Regions from separate parts of the Homo sapiens genome. Here region 2 is linked to region 1. Evidence: chromatin contacts called from ENCODE Hi-C or POLR2A ChIA-PET data. All regions are on one chromosome and are shown on one strand. The core of a region is the stretch at or near the end of the contact, and the rest is flanking DNA. Distances in the headings are between cores, read along the strand shown. Region 1 holds the start of BNC2-AS1 (BNC2 antisense RNA 1). Region 2 overlaps BNC2 (basonuclin zinc finger protein 2).

The links. Hi-C counts contacts between places; a loop is a spot of excess contacts on that map. ChIA-PET counts read pairs that join two places held with the same protein, here RNA polymerase II (POLR2A). Pooled maps may share reads with other maps.
Region 2: a map of gastrocnemius medialis shows a loop between it and region 1 (3-fold over the local background). The contact joins the enhancer-like site here to the promoter of BNC2-AS1 in region 1. A Hi-C loop is called at or near these places in 3 of 168 maps with a recorded cell type or tissue (ascending aorta, gastrocnemius medialis and sigmoid colon) and 5 of 50 pooled maps. POLR2A ChIA-PET finds 5 or more read pairs at or near these places in 1 of 52 experiments (H1).

Annotation. Positions count from the first base shown.
Region 1 is chr9:16,724,584-16,728,971 of GRCh38, reverse strand. BNC2-AS1 (BNC2 antisense RNA 1) reads right to left here and starts at 2,158. Exons shown (of 3, transcript NR_151723.1): 1 at 2,017-2,158; 2 at 1,866-1,941; 3 at 1,448-1,657. BNC2 (basonuclin zinc finger protein 2) reads left to right here. Exons shown (of 7, transcript NM_017637.6): 3 at 975-1,175. RefSeq lists an enhancer at 2,074-2,575.
Region 2 is chr9:16,528,355-16,532,742 of GRCh38, reverse strand. All of the region lies in intron 5 of BNC2 (basonuclin zinc finger protein 2), which reads left to right. Among named protein-coding and RNA genes, the nearest start is that of BNC2-AS1, 200 kb to the left of the region's middle. Within about 2 kb of position 1,907, at least 3 of the 41 ENCODE cell types and tissues checked have a DNase peak (open chromatin) inside an H3K27ac peak, as active enhancers do.

The DNA of each region.
Region 1 (4,388 bases), core at 909-3,408:
TTTTCTTTTCTTAACGATTTGAAAGGATATTGCAGATGCTTCATCTAGGAACTTTAACAAAGGATTTTTTTCTACTTCTGAGCTTTAAGAAAAGGTATACTTTTTTCCTTTGCCATTCAGTTTCTCATTAGCTAACATCCAGTTTAGTAATTAATAGCCTGAGGTACTAGATATTAAATAGTATATATTTATATTTGGCAAATGTTTATTGTGCATCTTCTATGTTATAAAAACTGCTAGGCTTATTTGCTTACTCTTTAGAGTATAAGGTCACATCTCTATGTACGTTATTTAGGAGTTTCTATGTGGTTATAAATAGCCCAGCACATACGAGATGACTTTCAGGAGCTAACATTTAGACCATAACTGAGCCAACTTTACATTCTCTTACAGCTGAATATTTTACTTTCTTCAGTGTAATTAAAAAAAAATTTAAGTATCACAGTTTTACAAATGTTAAAGCCAAAGACTGGTGTCAGATATTATGTGTTATATCAGAAAGCATTGTTGAGAAAAATTCCCGGGGAAGGGCCCTAGCTTCCCCTTGCCCTGTGCACCGTGATTGTGGTGCTGCCTGGAGTGTGCATAAGTGTGTATCTATCTGTATATCTGGAGAGGGGTTAGTGCAGGGTGTCATTTGGTGCCTGACAGTGGAACAGTGCAGTTGACTCTTAGCTCTGCTATCCAATGACATGCAGTGGCTGAGAGTTTGAAGCTGATGGTTGGGTCTCCAGTGCCGCCTGCACACCTGACAGGCAGCTGTTAAACTGAGCAAAGGCAAGCTTGGGGAGTCACAATCTATGCATAAATGATAGGGATATCTGTGCAGAAGGTGCGAAAGAAGCTCTGACCCCCTCCCTCCCCCAAATCTCCCCCTTCCCAAATGAAATGCACAGTTCAGCCAGCTTCTTAACTACACTACACTCCTGCTACTGGCTGCCAAGAGGCTCAAAAAATCCACCTTCACTTTTCAGTCAGAAGAGGCAGAAGTGGATGTGAGAGAAAGAGAGACACAGAGAGACAGAGAGCCAAAGAGGGCAAGAGACTTGACTTTAAGAGACTCCTGTACTGACAACTCCATGCAGTTCGGAACCAGAACGACTACGGCTGAACCAGGGTTCATGGGGACATGGCAAAACGCTGATACTAACCTCTTATTCAGAATGTCCCAACAGGTAAGTTACTTTCTTTCTTGATTTTTTTTTTCTTTTTTTTAAGAAACCTTGAATTGTTATGGGCACTTTTGTTTCTGGTGTTTTTCTTTCTAAATACTTTTTAAAATGTGGTCACTTCCTAGTTAGGCTCTTGTTTTGTCATAACTGTGTTACTGGAATGTGCAGGGTTACTTCATGGTTTCCCTAAGGGCGTCTTAAAAGAAAAAGGGGAAAGGATACCGAAGTAAAAGAAAGCAGAGACATTGTTGAAAAGTTTCACAGTACAATCTGGGTCAGGGGAAGACTTAATTTATTTCTTTGTTTTCTGTTGAGAATGAAAAAAGCCACCTCCCAACAAATGTATCTATCAATATGAATCACTTCGTCCAAAGTGTTTGCTCTCTCGGAGTAGGTTCCGCAACCTAAAAAACAGTCATCAAATCTCGGGGCCCCTCAGAACAGCCCTACTGACTTCATGTGGCTGGAGGCAGCTTCGTTCAGACCTGAGAAGAGAGACGAGGCTGTGCAGGCTTGGCTGCCAGCGCCGAGGGTTGCTGGAGGAGTCGGCGTGCGTGGCGGGCTGTGCTGCTCGGTCCTCGCTCCTCCGCTCCGCTCCTCCTTGCCAGCCAGCCCTCTGCGCCCGCCCCTGCATTCCCTTCGCCGGCTCCGGCCCGCTCTCCCGCCCGCCCGCCGGCCCGCCGGCGCACTCACTCGGGCGCAGCCTCGGCGTCTTCCCCAGAGCCGCTCCTCCGTCCCGGCCGCGCTGGAGGCGTTCGGCTTGCTGGCTCTGCTGGGAAAGCCGACGTGGTAGCGCGAGGCCATCGGTTACTGATAATTAATCACCGGAGCCGGCGGCTCGTACCATGCGCTCCGTGATACGCGCCCTGTGCGCCGGTCTCCTCTTGCACAATTGCTGGCTCCTTGGCTCCGCGGGGGAGCGAGGGTGAGAGGAAGCGAAGGGGACACAACCCAGAAACTTTCATCTTGGATTGTGCTCAAGTGAGGGAGGGAAGTTCCCTGGTGCCTCCCTCCTAGACACGTCTTGCTTTTCCAAAGCCTACACCAAACCCACACAAAGCAAGTTAGTTTGATATTATCATCCACACACAAAGCAAGTTAGTTTGATATTATCATCCACACAGCACGAAAGTACTATTGACAAATATACTTGGATTTTAAGTTGACGGCGGTTATTAAGAAATGTTGTGCCACTCAAGAGGAAAAAAATACTGCAACTGCTTTTTTTTTTTTTTTTTTTAAAAAGCTTTTGTTTGTAAGAGTTCACGAAAATTAAATACTTTGAGTTAGATATTTAAAGTTGTTGATAATAAAAAAAAAACAATTTGCCAGGCTATAAACTACTACAAGTTTAGAAATACATTTGCAAGCGATAATACCTACAACCAGGGTTTTGTAGCATTTAGCTAGAGAACAGTTTTAGCACACAATTCTAAATAGGATAAATGCATTTGAATAAGGTATATTTTGACATATCCTGTAGAGGGACCCTGATTACTGCTGATACAGTAAGCTGGGATTTAAATGCAATCAACATCAACCCAATAAGTAACTCTTCATGTGCAATTTCCCATTCTTTCAAGTGAAAAGTTCATTTCCACACAGAGATGCTCCTTGTCACTGCAGAGCGCTGTGAGAGGTGTTTTCCGCGACGCATCCCTGCCTGGGTGGCTCTCGCGTGTTGGAATGCAGTGTTTTCGCTAACCTTAGTACCAAATAACTTGTGCTTCACTTTTAAAACTAGATGTCACCTTCAGGGTTTTCCTTGAGTTAGTGGAGGTCGTGTGTGTGTGTGTGCGTGTGTGTGTGTGTGTTAGAAGGGAAGATTGGCTTACGTCTCCCTCTAGCTAGAAAAGAGTTAATAAAACCAGATAGAGATAATGATCAATTGATAAATGGCTATTGAACCACATAGATGGTGTTAGATTGCTTATTTGGCACTAGCCCATTTCCAAGTAGATTTGAATCTAAGGAGATTTTGTCATGGAAAACATTTTAACTAAAAAACAAATAAAGTAATATAAATGATGGGTCAGAATTAGGACAATTTATGATGTCTTTGATCCAGCTGTCTGACTGTGTGGATATTTTGTGTGTACCTGTGTGTGCATATATGTGTAATGGTGAGCATCAGTGATTATATGGAGAGAATAGAAATATAGGGAACTAATTTATGCTTAATGGATGCTATTAAAACTGTATAATATTATGCTATTTATGAAATAGAGTAGTACAACAAAAGGAGAGAAATCACAGTTTTAAATATGTTTTCTTTTTTTTTTGGTTTTGATGTAGTTAGCAATCACTCCTATCCCCCCAACCCACCTTTTTCTGTCATGGTCACTGAATGTTTACCTCTTGTGCATTTTTGGAAAGCATGTAAAAGAGGATATGAGCTTGCATTTTTTTTCTCTTCAAGATGACATTTTAGTTTGTATAAATATTACATAACTTAAGTTCAAACTATGTGAGTGAAAGTATGTGTGCTGTTCATATTTAATATGTTTGTTTTTCTTACCTGTAGTTCATCAGCAATGCTGATTCAGCACGTGTGTGTGTGTGTGTGTGTGTGTGTGTGTGTGAGAGAGAGAGACTTATTGAAATTATATCTCTGATATCTCTTGAAGCCAGCCATTTAAACGAGTATTACTTTCAATATATACAGTTACGCTAGTTTTTGTTACAGGTAAAAGTTTGTCCAGTTTAATCAAATATGTAGAATTCTGTACATCTCATTGCTGAGGCATAAAGAGGTTTCTCTAGATTATGATTATTTTATTTCTAAGTAAAATTTACTTAGCTTATGAAATGAATAAAATTTATTGGGTTATTTTTTTTAAAGTTTTCTTTAATAGTATAAAAACTAATATTTTCCTGATTATTTATTTAGACGTTTGAAAACTCTGACTAGTAGGGCTGCTATAAAAGGTTTCAAAACTGAGTTACAGATAATTTACCATCAGTATTTAACTATAGAGAAAATTGTGGGAAATGTCCATGAATACTGAAATTTAATAATCTAGTTTTATGTGTTCTATTAGTAAACTAGGAAGTAGGGATACAAAAATCTTTGTCTTTTGTTTCATATGAGCAAAGTTGGATCTGCTTAAATGTACATCTTTCATTCTGTCTAATAGTAACAAATAATCACAATCTGAAGCCAATTTAGATTTAGTGGGATGAAGTATGTGCCCCTAAAGTTCAAGTGAAGTCTAT
Region 2 (4,388 bases), core at 658-3,157, 200 kb after region 1:
GTAAAATGTAGTCAAATAATTATAAGAACATAGATAATAGTAAAATGTCAAATAATTAGAAGTGATGAATTTTGAGTACCTATTATCATTGTTTTTAATTTTTTTCATTGCATGTTTCTAAAATTTAATTTTTAATGTCGTCTGTTTGAACCACCAACTCCCAAAATTTCCGAATGTTTAGCAATCAGCTCTCATAGGCTGGCATGAGCCAGCCCTAGCACACTACTGCACAAAACCATTTCTGGTGAATAGGAAGATAGGTTGTGGTCAGTGTCTATTGTAGGAGAGGATGTCTTGTGTCTGCGTGCCCAGGGAGGAAAAGCAGCCATTTTCTGTTTCAGCTCACATTACTAAACACCACCTGGTCCCATAAATTTTGGTATTTATATTAATATAAGGCCTTGAATGAGAGCAAAATACCAGAGTCTTTTAATAAAAGGACAGGGAAAATAAATATTTTCATTACAAAGATTACAAAAATAAAGATTTTCATTGCAAAATTATTCTTATTTTTTTTTTTCTGTATGTCTCTTGGCTGTTGTATATCTCCCACTTGAATAATAAGCAGATCCTATAGTCAGTGCTTCCTAATGCCACTCCAGTATCAAGGATAAGCTACTTAAATAGTTTTACTCAACAGGATATATTGATAATTTATGTGTTAACAGAAAGTAGTAGCTGTGTTGTTACCAAAAAAAAAAGAACTTAAATCTTTAAAAATTTAATATGCGTTAGCAACTGAGATAACGAAATGAACAGTGTGGAGTTAAAGAATCTCATGCAACAAATGGCAGAATTTTAAGTGCATTTTGTCAAACTTCCCCATTTAAGAAGAGGGTGAGCTCCTTCCTATATTACTATTGGCAGCTTATCGGTGGTGTTAGTCAAGCATTTTGAATAAAATAATATGTTAAAAAATATAATTGATTTCTTTGGGGGAATACAGGAGATCTCTAGATAAATTCATTTAGATGGGTTGACAAAACTAATGGTGTGCATGATTAAGAAGAAAAATTTGACATATTCTGTGTATAACCCTTTGAGTATTAATTCTGACCAGATCACACTGTAAATAATGTTAACTGTCATAAAATAAACACAGCCGGAGTTTGCACCATATGTTTTATAATTATTTTGCAGCTTCTTTTTTTTTGTTTGTTTGTTTTTACTGAAAATGGAACCTACTGATAACTCTGTGAAGTTATGTTTACATAAAAGTAAATTATACTTGCACGTTAACAAACTTGGCTTCACAGACCAGTGTCTCTAGGTTTTTGTTTAAAAAAAAAATTAAATGAAAGAAAAACTTCTCCCTCTCTCGCTTGGTTTTTTGTTTTTTTTTTTCTTATTCCCTCAGAAACATCGTCTCAAACAGAAATCTGCTGTAGCATCTTGTCGCCGCTTTCTTGTTTTTGCACATGTGAAGGAGAAGCCTTTGGAATGCCACCCAGAGGAGGGAAAAGCCTAACCACTGAACTCACAGAGAGTGTTTGGTTTAAGTAGCCCTGGAGTGGCCTTTCAGACTGAGGCTACTGTGGTCTTCTAGTTTGTTTTTGTTTTCTACCTTCTTCCTTGCAAGTGTTTAACACTGCCAGAAATAAAGGCTCCCTTAGAACATTTAAGTAATTTTTAAAACTGTTATTATTTTCATAATCACCATCTCCTCTTGATCTCAGGGGAGGCTAGGCATCCTTGTTTATCTTTAATAGAGCCTTGGAAACTGATAGTGCCAATGGGAGGTGGGTGGCAAGTTTCGTAATATGCCTACCTCCTCCTGCCCCCTCCCGGCTCATTGCTAAATATGTCTCTTGGCAGATCTGACAATATCCATAATTATCAGGCACCGTGAGCCCTGCTGCAGAGCTGCTTGTGCATGACACCTGTCCAGCTCATGCTCTTCCCCTGCATCTCCTCATGCCTCGGCTTGCTGGCTGGCCGTGCGTCAGAGCAACAGTCTGCCGTTAGTGAACTCATTTCTCTTCTTGTCAGATTCTCAGACACCAGAAGTTCTGCCCACACAGCTTACAACATATACCATGGTTTGTGGTGCAATCTTTCACACAGTAGGCATTTCATAAACTTTTGTGAACAAATGCAAAAAGTTAATGCAGATATTTCTCTCAGCATTATGGTTTACATTCTCCCTCTATGAAGTGCTTTTCCCGCTCTTGACAGATTTCTCAGCATAATATCATGTTTTCCATAAAAGTGGATCTTGATCATCGCCCTCTCTCCTAGACAGAGAAAAGCCTTGTCAGTTTTTTTATGAGAGAGAAAATCCAGGGAACCCCAATTGGCTTTCATAGTGCTTAGCAATTCTCATGAAGGGGGTGAAATGTGGAGTAGAGAAATGTACAGTGATTTCTGGAACTTTTGTTCCAGAAGATGTTAATAAGGTGAAGTTGTTGTTAACTAAATTTTGCAGGTATAATAAAACTTGAAGATGAAGCTATATTCAGGGAGAAAATCTGCAAAGAGAGGAATTTCGTAAAGGGCAGGGTGAACAGTAATGCCGCTTCAGTAGTTCATGCCTGTGCATAGTCAACCTTAGAAAGGCTTTTTTAAAAAAAAAAACAAAAAACAAAAAACACTTCACTTTTTTGGCCAGGTGCGGTGGCTCATGCACTTTGGGAGGCCGAAGTAGGCAGACCACTTGAAGTCAGCAGTTCAAGACCAGACTGGCCAACATGATGAAAGTGAAACCCCATCTCTACTAAAAATACAAAAATTAGCTGGGCATGGTGGTCCGTACCTGTAATCCCAGCTACTCAGAAGCTGAGGCAGAAGAATCGGTTGAGCCTGGGAGGCAGAGGTTGTGGTGAGCCGCGATCATGCCACTGCTCTCCAGCCTGGACAACAGAGTGAGACTCCATCTCATAAATAAATAAAAAATAAAACTAAAACCTCAGTTTTGAAGGAGAGGTCATAGATTTCGGTTTGGGGATTTATTTAGTGGAACAGTTGTCAGGTATTCATAGAAGGTTGGATTAAGGATGAAACTTTTCATCCTTAGAAACTACAGCAGTCTATTTAATGAATAGCATACTCAAAAATTATGACTTAATATTTTTATTATTTATAAAATTTTATTCCACTAGAACAACTAGTAATCATCATCTATTATGCAGTTTTGACTAAACCCTTTTTCCACAACAGGGACCAGAATTAGGTAAGAAAATTTGGGAAGATGTCAAAATATATCAAAGCTTCCTTTTAAATATGTGTTATTGGTTTTTGATTATGAAAGTAATACAAAATTAATATAAAATTGAAACATTGCAGTAATGTATAATGCAAAAATGAAAACTGTCCATAGCCCCTTTTTGTAGAGATAACACTTCTCCATATGTTATCATTATCATGTATCTGTGGCACTAATTATGATTATTAGTAAATGGATTCATTCTATGTATATTTTTCTTATATCCTACTGTTTAAAAAATATATCTTGTGGTTGACCAAAAAATATCTACCCACTTCCACTCAAAATATCCATGTCAAATCCCTGGAGCCTGTGAATGGTACCTTATTTGGAAAAAAGGGTTTTTGCAGATGTGATTAAGTCAAGGATTTTAAGATAAGGAGATAATCTCGGACTCTGTGGGTAGGCCCTAACTACCATCCTGTGTATCCGTGTAAGATATTAGGAGATTACATACAGAGCAGAAGACATATGCAAAGGAGGAGGTGAGGTAAAGATGGCGGCAGAGCCTCCGGAAGCTAGGAGAGAGGCATGCAACAGATTATTTCCCAGAGCCTCTGAGTGGAACACAGCCCTACTCACACCTCAATTGCAAACTTCTGGCCTCTGGAACAGAGAGAGAATATGTTTCCATTGTTATAAGCCACTACGGTGGTAGTAATTTGGTGTGGCAGCCCTAGGAAACTAATACAGGCCTCTTTCCACGTTAGTATAGAGAGATCTCATCCATTTTTTGAACCTCCATATAATTTCCCATTATGTGGATATACCATAATTTATTTAGTCACTTATTTAAAGACAGTTGGGTTGTTTTCAGTGTTTGGGCTTTTCAAACACTGTTGTAGGAAATATCCTTATATGTGTTTATTACTGTGTATGTTTGTTTTTGTAGAATAAATATTTAGAAGTAGAATTGCCAGGTCATTATGTAGGTACTTCTAAAACTATTGTATTTTGGGTAAATATGACATCTGCCACTTTGATAGGAATATTTATGCTACTCTATCATGACTCTGGACCATAAACAAAGTAGATAACTATAGAAACCATCTCATATATTAACATTTAGAAAATCAACAGTGGAAGTTGTTCCTCTCAACTCAGTGTTCTGAAAAGCCTGAAAGCTCAATATATACTGAGTTGAAAATCTATGAGAATAAATATCCTCAACAAGTTTTTGTATTTT